Linked DNA regions of Homo sapiens: region 1 is linked to region 2. A link is a loop called in an ENCODE intact Hi-C map of the cell type or tissue named here. Cell type or tissue: Calu3. All regions are shown on one strand. Region 1 has its middle 6.1 kb from the start of CLEC6A. Region 2 has its middle 14 kb from the start of LINC00937.

Evidence for each region. Peaks named below come from ENCODE experiments on the same cell type or tissue, not always from the same donor. Only the 100,000 strongest peaks of a DNase experiment are listed, where the experiment ranks them.
Region 1: it touches region 2 in a loop (7-fold over the local background); 1 of 110 quality-filtered maps calls a loop at or near these places.

What each region holds. Positions count from the first base shown.
Region 1 is chr12:8,447,901-8,451,900 of GRCh38, reverse strand. No RefSeq gene overlaps it. Among named protein-coding and RNA genes, the nearest start is that of CLEC6A, 6.1 kb to the left of the region's middle. In Calu3, no CTCF peak of the experiment used is centred here; a DNase peak (open chromatin) is centred at 2,420.
Region 2 is chr12:8,402,537-8,406,536 of GRCh38, reverse strand. No RefSeq gene overlaps it. Among named protein-coding and RNA genes, the nearest start is that of LINC00937, 14 kb to the right of the region's middle. In Calu3, no CTCF peak of the experiment used is centred here; no DNase peak of the experiment used is centred here.

The DNA of each region.
Region 1 (4,000 bases), 45 kb before region 2:
GGAAAAGTGGCAGTTTATTGTTCATGGATCCACACTGGTCACACCTGTACCCTCATGTGCCCCATCCCTCAGTGCCATGATACCTCCCCAATGCTTTGAAGCCGACTTTGTTCTGTTAGTTGTTCTTCGTGCAAGAGTTGGTCTACAACAAGCTAGTTCACCATTACTGGAATTGGGACAGCTCATTTCGGTAACCCTAAATGATTTTGTTTTCCCTTAACCCTTATCAGGGGTTTGGAGTAGTGGAGTTGAGTTGTTGGGAAGTTGAAACCAATCTAGATGAATAATGATTAAACTCTTATGGGCCAATGACCCATGTGAGATTCTGATTAAAGCTTTGACTCTATAACAGGTTATTATTTTCATAAATACATAACAAAAATTATATATATTTTTATCAAAAATTAACTTCATTAACATCAACAGCATAAGCTATTTTTACCAAAAAAAGTGTCTCGTTTTAATTTTTATATAACTATTAAGGTCCTTTCTTTTTACTGTATATCTTGGCTTTTATTTTAGATACAGGGGGTACATGTGTAGGATTGCTCATTGAGTATATTGGACCCAGCTAGTGAGCACAGTACCCAAAAGATAGTTTTTCAAACCTTGCCCCATCCTCCCTCTCCCAACTAGTAATCCACCATGTCTATTGTTTTCATATTTATATCCATGTGTGCTCAGTGTTTAACTCCCACTCATAAGTGAGGACGTGCAGTATTTGGTTTCCTGTTCTGATGTTAATTCCCTTAGGATTATGGTCTCCAGCTCCATCCATGTTACTACAAAGGACATGATTCCTTTTTTTTCATGGCTATGTAGCATTCCATGTTGCATATATACCACATTTTTTTATACAATCCACCACTACTGATAGGCACCTAGGTTGATTCCATGTCTTTGCAATGGTGACTAGCACAGCAATGAAAATATGAGTGCATGTGTCTTTTTGATGTAATAATCCACATTCCTTTGGATATATACTCTAATGGAATTTCTGCATTGAATGGTAGCTCTGTTTTAAGTTCTTTGAGAACTCTCCAAACTGTTTTCCACAGTGGCTTAAATAATTTACATTCCCTCCAGCAGTGTATAAACACTTACTTTTCTCCACAGCCTTGCCAGCATCTGTCATTTCTTGACATTTTAATTATAGCCAAAATGTGTACTTTTTACATTCAAACTAGTTTTCAAGGAAAAAAAAAAAAAATACAAGCCTAAGTTAGTGTCCCCAAGTAAAGAACTTATCAGCAGCTCATCTTCTAAAAGAACGTAATTCATTAAAGGAAAAAGCCGTTGGTTCTAATTCTTTTTCCCTTTCTTTCTTACAGAAGTTCAAGATTGTCTTTGATAAAAGAATATTTACCAGGTGTCTGAAAATACCAAGCTGGAGAATTAGTCTATGGTGATTAAAAACTCTCAAAGCATGTCTTACCAACTGGAGAATTTTTCCTATGTCAACCAAAGGGGTAAGTCTGCTACATTTTTCCTGGTAACAAATTGCTGTCAATGCTGGGAAAAGCGAGCATTACACTATTCAAATAATTCCTGGTCAACAGTTTCCTCAGTCTGTGATACAAGTACTAAAAAGCTAGGCTTTAGAACTGCATATATTGTATTTGAGTGACTCCTTTGCAGCTGAAAACACTGAATTCGATTTATAGTTTTCAAAAATAATATTGTCAGTAGAAAGAAACTGAGTGCACGGAAATAAATCTCACTAGAAGATCCTTTAATTTCTTCCTCAGTTTATATCCAGGGGATCTAAATGCACTCAGGTGCTATCTCCTGCATTTGTCCACTTGATATCGTCTAACTGAAATCACATTAGTGATTTTTAGTGACTTCCTTTATTAAACTCACTTTCCTTTGTGAAGTAGTAATATGAAATGAGCTGCTGTACTGAGGGAAGAGAGAGACCCTCTCATATTGTTTTATACTGTTTTATACTCAGTACCTGTTTTAAGAAAAAACAACAAGGAAGTAAAACCAAAACAGGCAGCCCCGCGCCAGGCTCAAAACGAGGCCTGGGCCTGCCGGTCCTAAACCCAGTAGTTAAAAATCAACTCATAACTTACAAACCAATGTTATTCATAGATTCCAGACATTGTATAGAAGAACATTTTGAAACACCCTGCCCTAGTCTGTTTCACACTGACTACTGGAGCATGCAGCCCCTGTCATGTACCACCTGTTTGCTCAAATCAATCACGACCCTTTCAAGTGAAATCTTTAGTGTTGTGAGCCACTAAAAGAGACAGAAATTGAGCATTCAGGGAGCTCCGATTTTGAGGCAGTAGCTTGCTGATGCTCCCAGCTGAATAAAGCCCTTCCTCCTACAACTTGGTGTCTGAGAGGTTTTGTCTGCAGCTAGTCCTGCTACATTTTTTCCTTCCCTGACCAGGAAATGAGGTAACTGACCAATAGCTGAGGCAGCCCCTTAGGCAGCTAAGCCCTGTCCTGTGGAACATCCCTGCGGGCGACTGCGGCCACCCTGAGTGACGCGATTCAAAGTGGAGTAAGAGCCACCCCCTCTACCACCCTGGCTCTTAGGACCACCATCGCGGGGGGGGGGGTGAGGCGCCCCCCCGCGATGTGGGGAGTAAGAGCCAGCCCCTCTTCCCCCCACTGGCTCTTAGGACCCCCATCGCAGGGGGCGGGGGGTGAGGCGCCCCCCGCGATGCGGGGAGTAAGAGCCAGCCCCTCTTCCCCCCCTGGTTTTTAGGATCCGCGGTCGACTGACAGCCTGTTTACCGTATTGTGAGTAATATCATCTCCTCTCTGGAAATTATGAACTATTTCACAGACGGGTGTACACCCGTCTGTATTGGGAGTAATATCATCCTCTTCTTCCCTGAATATTCAGAACAGTATCACAGGGGTGTTTCTACTCCCTGCGATATTGGGTGTCATATCCTCCTCTCCCACGTTGCAATTAGAAACAATATCAGTGGGGGCGTGTCCACTTTCTGTGATATTTAAAGTAATATCATCCTCTTCCCTCCAGGATCATGGGAACAATATTCCTGGGGGGTGTACACTTTGTGCGACATATGTAGTCATATCACCCCCTCCGCCTTGGAATATTATGAAGGACCATCTCACACGGGGGTGTACACTTCCTGCGATATTGGGAGTAATATCAACCTCTCGGCCTCTGAATATTAGGAAGAATATCACAGGGTGGGTGTCCACCTCCTGCTCTATTATGGGGAATAATATCTATCTATTATGGGGAGTAATATCATCCCCTCCCTTTCAGGATATTAGTAACAATATCACAGGGTGGGTGAACACAGCCTGCGATGCTGGAATTATTATCATCCTCTCCCCATCGGGATACTAGGAACAATATCACAGAAGAAGTGTACACTCCCTGCGATATTGGGAGTAACATCATACGCTTCTTCCGTGAATATTAGGAGCAATATCACCGGGTGGCTGTACATTCATTGCTATGTTGGCAGTCATGTCATACTCCACCCGCTGGATATTAGGATCACTGTCACAGGGTGAGTGTACACCTACTGCGATATTAAAACTAATAGCATGCTCTCCATTCCTGGATATTAGGAACAATGTCACAGGTAGGTGTACACCCCCTGCGGTATTAGGAATAATAATATTATGAATTATTAAACATCAGTCTCATTAATGATTATCAATGGTAATATTAATTAATAGTATAACGTTATTAATCATTAATGATTATTTTAAAGATATGATTATGCATGATTAAAATTAATTCTTACTATTAATGTCATTTTAAATAATATTAGTTATTAATATTAATATTAATCATTGTTTTATTATCAACATCACTTATGATGGATTTAAGTAACATTAATAACTGATAGCATTATTTTAATATTAATATTGATATTGCTATTAATTGTTAATTGTAGTCATTAATATTTTTAATCCGCATTACGTTTTACTGTCCGCACTGTAGTTATTAATATTGATGTTTACTATTAATTGGGATTATATTTATTAATAT
Region 2 (4,000 bases):
AGGATAATGTGGTCTGGACAATGTCAATCGTGTAGTGGATTTTGTTGAGACTTCTTTATGGCCTAATATGTGGCCAGTTGTTGTTGTTGTTGTTGTTGTTGTTTTTTTTTTTTTTTTTGCAAATTTGCCACATGTGGTTAAAAGGAATGTGGATTATTTGTTTTTTTTTGAAGAGTTTTTATTTTTAAATAGATAAGGTTCTCAGTGTAATTGAAATCTAGCTTCATTTAACAATATGCTAGATCTCTCAAACCTTAGCATGTTGGTCAGTGTAACAATAGACTGCTGCTGAGATGAATAAACCCTGAACTCTCAGTGGGTTGGCACACATAGCATAGTCTGATGCAGGGCAGGGGTTCTCCTTGGGGGCCCTTGTCCAACAGTGATTCAGAGATTCTGGAGCTTTCCATCTTTTAATTCTGCCATCTCAGAGTTTTTCACTTCTAGCCATATGGATAGGAAGAGAGGGAACATAGCTCACACTTGCCTTTGATAACCTTGGCGCAGAAGTGATTTCTTACATTCCTATTGGTGGAAATGCAGTCACATGGTTCCAAACTAACTGCAAGTGAGGCTGGGAAATGTAGTCTTTCTGCATGTAGAGGAAGAGGAATGGTGTGAACCCAGCATTGTCTTTGACACACTAAGCATGGGCTGAAGAGTTCTTACTCTCATAGGAGGTTTGTCTGTCCTGTGTAACTTTCTCAGTTTTGCTTAGATAGTTTCAGGCAATGTTGTTTGGTGCATTCAGGTTGATGATTATTATGTCCTCTTGGCAAAGTAGTCAAGATTCCCATCAGTTTGAATGAAAGTGCTTTACAGATAGGTCAGGAAATGTTAATACTTTAAAAGGCCCTTCTATTCCTCCCTCTACAGATAAGAACAACAGAATCCTAGAGAGAGGAGGTCATGGGTCTCACTCATGAGTGGCAGAATTGAAACCAACATGGCAGTAACTTTGCCTTTCCCCCATCATGTTGTTATCCCTCTATCTTCACTCTGCTGATTTCTTCACTTGCTCCATACAGACCTCCCAGTGCCAAGTGTATAAGTGTGTCTGGAATTGGTGGGTTCTTGGTCTCACTGACTTCAAGAATGAAGCTGCAGACCCTCCTGGTGAGTGCTACAGTTCTTAAAGGTGGCATGTCTGGAGTTTGTTCCTCTTGATGTTGGGATGTGTTCGAAGTTTCTTTCTTCTGGTGGGGTTTGTGGTTTCACTGGCTCAGGAGTGAAGCTGCAGACCTTCATGGAGAGTGTTACAGCTCTTAAGGCTGCACGTCTGGAGTTGTTCATTTCTCCCGGTGGGTTCATGGTCTCACTGGCTTCAGGAGTGAAGCTGCAGACCTTCTCGGTGTTACCGCTCATAAAGGCAGTGTGGACCCAAAGAGTGAGCAGCAACAAGATTTATTGCAAAGAGCAAAAGAACAAAGCTTCCACAGTGTGGAAGGGGACTCCAGCGGGTTGCCACTGCTGGCTCAGGCAGCCTGCTTTTATTCTCTTACCTGGCCCCACGCACATCCTGCTGATTGGTCCATTTTACAGAGAGCCTGAGTGGTCTGTTTTGACAGGGCGCTGATTGGTGCATTTACAATCCCTGAGCTAGACACAAAGGCTCCCCTCGTCCCCACTAGATTAGCTAGATACAGAGTGTCCACACAAAGGTTCTCCAAGTCCCCACCATAATGGCTAGGTACAGAGTGTCGATTGTGGCATTCACAAACCCTGAGCTAGACACAGGGTGCTGATTGGTGTGTTTACAAACCTTGAGCTAGATACAGAGTGCCGATTGGTGTATTTACAATCCCTTAGCTAGACATAAAGGTTCTCCAAGTCCCCATCAGACTCAGGAGCCCAGCTGGCTTCACCCAGTGGATCCCGCACAGGAGCCGCAGGTGGAGCTGCCTGCCAGTCCCTCTCCGTGCGCCCACACTCTTCATCCCTTGGGTGGTCGATGGGACTGAGTGCCGTGGAGCAGGGGGCGGTGCTCGTCGGGGAGGCTCGGGCCGCACAGGAGCCCACGGAGTGGAGAGGCTAAGGAATGGCGGGCTGCAGGTCCCGAGCCGTGCCCCGCGGGGAGGCAGCTAAGGCCCGGCGAGAAGTCGAGCACAGCAGCTGCTGGCCCAGGTGCGAGGCCCCTCATTGCCCGGGCCGGCAAGGCTGGCCGGCAGCTCCTAGTGCGGGGCTGCCAAACTCACGCCCACCCGGAACTCCAGCCGGCAGGCAAGCAGTGTGCGTAGCCCCGGTTCCGGCTCACGTCTCTCTCTCCACACCTCCCTGCAAGCTGAGGGAGCCAGCTCCGACCTTGGCCAGCCCAGAAAGGGGCTCCCACCATGCAACCCCGGGCTGAAGGGCTCCTCAAGTGCCGCCAAAGTGGGAGCCCAGGCAGAGGAGGTGCTGAGAGCGAGCGAGGGCTGTGAGGGCTGCCAGCATGCTGTCACCTCTAATAAGGAGTGATTAATCTGAGCTTCTCCAGAAAGTCCATTCCTGGTTGGCACTGGGAATAAGAAATCTCAGAGTATAAAAAAACATCAAGTGGTAGCACTTTTGTGAATGGCTCCCAAATTAGATCCTTTACTTTTTTTTTTTCTCATGAAGGACAGTTGCCCAAAACAGGCTTAGCCTGAGATGAAGCACATATTAGAGAAAGTTTCTCTCTATAGCATTATGTATTACTTGAATGAGCATTAAAAAGAGGAGACGCGACATGCTCTCTCTAGCTGTTATTACCTGCACTATAGAGTTGACAGACACAAGCTCATTATTGCATTGTTTTATTCAACAAAATAACTTTAATGTTGAAGCTTAAATTGAATTCGCTAAAACATCTTTGTCTCCAGCATAGTGTGCCTCAATGTCCCCTTGGTGCCTGAATTTTCTCCAGAATTATAGTGCTGAAGCTATGGAAATGGTGAAATTATATGTAATCTGCAAAACAATGTGGCTATAACGTGGTAATTGGCCTTCCACATAATTAAAGGAACATTTCCTCATCAGAGCTGTTCCATCAGAGACCCAAAGGCTATCGTTGTACAAATCACCTACTTAGGAAAACCTTTATTCCCAGTAGCCTATAAAAATCTGGTTATGCAAACAGATTTGCTTATTCAGTAACATTAATGGCTTCTCATAGTTAAAAAGTCATCAATGTGATTGACCTATAATCTGTTTCCTCTGTGACCAAGTGTCAATTTTATTTTGACAGTTAGGAGCCTTTTGACTCTTTCACAGCTAGCATGAAGGCACAGGGAGGGAAATCTCAAAAACCAACAACCTGTGTATTCCCAGCCTATTAATCAATAGAAAATCACTTCAACTGGATTAGGGTCTTGTACCTGGAAGAAAGGCTGTTATGGACATTGGAATTGGATTTTTACACTTGATATGACACCTCCTTGAGTCAGATCAGATTCGTGTTTGATAGACTCTTGCCGAAAAATTGCTCCAGGGTCTGTGCGGTAGCTAAAGCCTTTTTGTTGTTGTTGTTGTTTTAAAAGCAGCATTAAATGTTTTCATGAAGACCTTCCCAGCAGTGATGTTATTGGGAATATGGTCTTTAGCTCTGGTCCTGAATAACTCACACTGAGGAAACCTCTAACAAGTGTTGTATTGGAAGATGTCTGATGGATGGTTGGTTTTAATAACAAATCTCTTCCCTTTTTCTGTCCCCTGTGTTCTATTCTCCTTTCTCTATACATTATTCTGGGAGGATTCACCTATTCCCAAAGTCCTTTCCTCTTTATTTCCATTCCAGAGCTCTCTGTATAACTCCAGGCTGATGAATCCAATGGCCCAGTTGTTATCTCTATTTGACTGTCTTTCTTGCATTGACCTCATCTTACCTTGCCTCTCCTGATTTCCTCTTCTGCCTGGGCTCAGCACGTCAGATTCACACCACCATCCACCCAGCTTCCAAAACACCTGGGCCTCCTCCTTCGTTCCTCCCTCTTTCTCGTCAAGTTAGTCTACTGTCTCTTCTCCATCCTCACTGCCACAGCCTTGG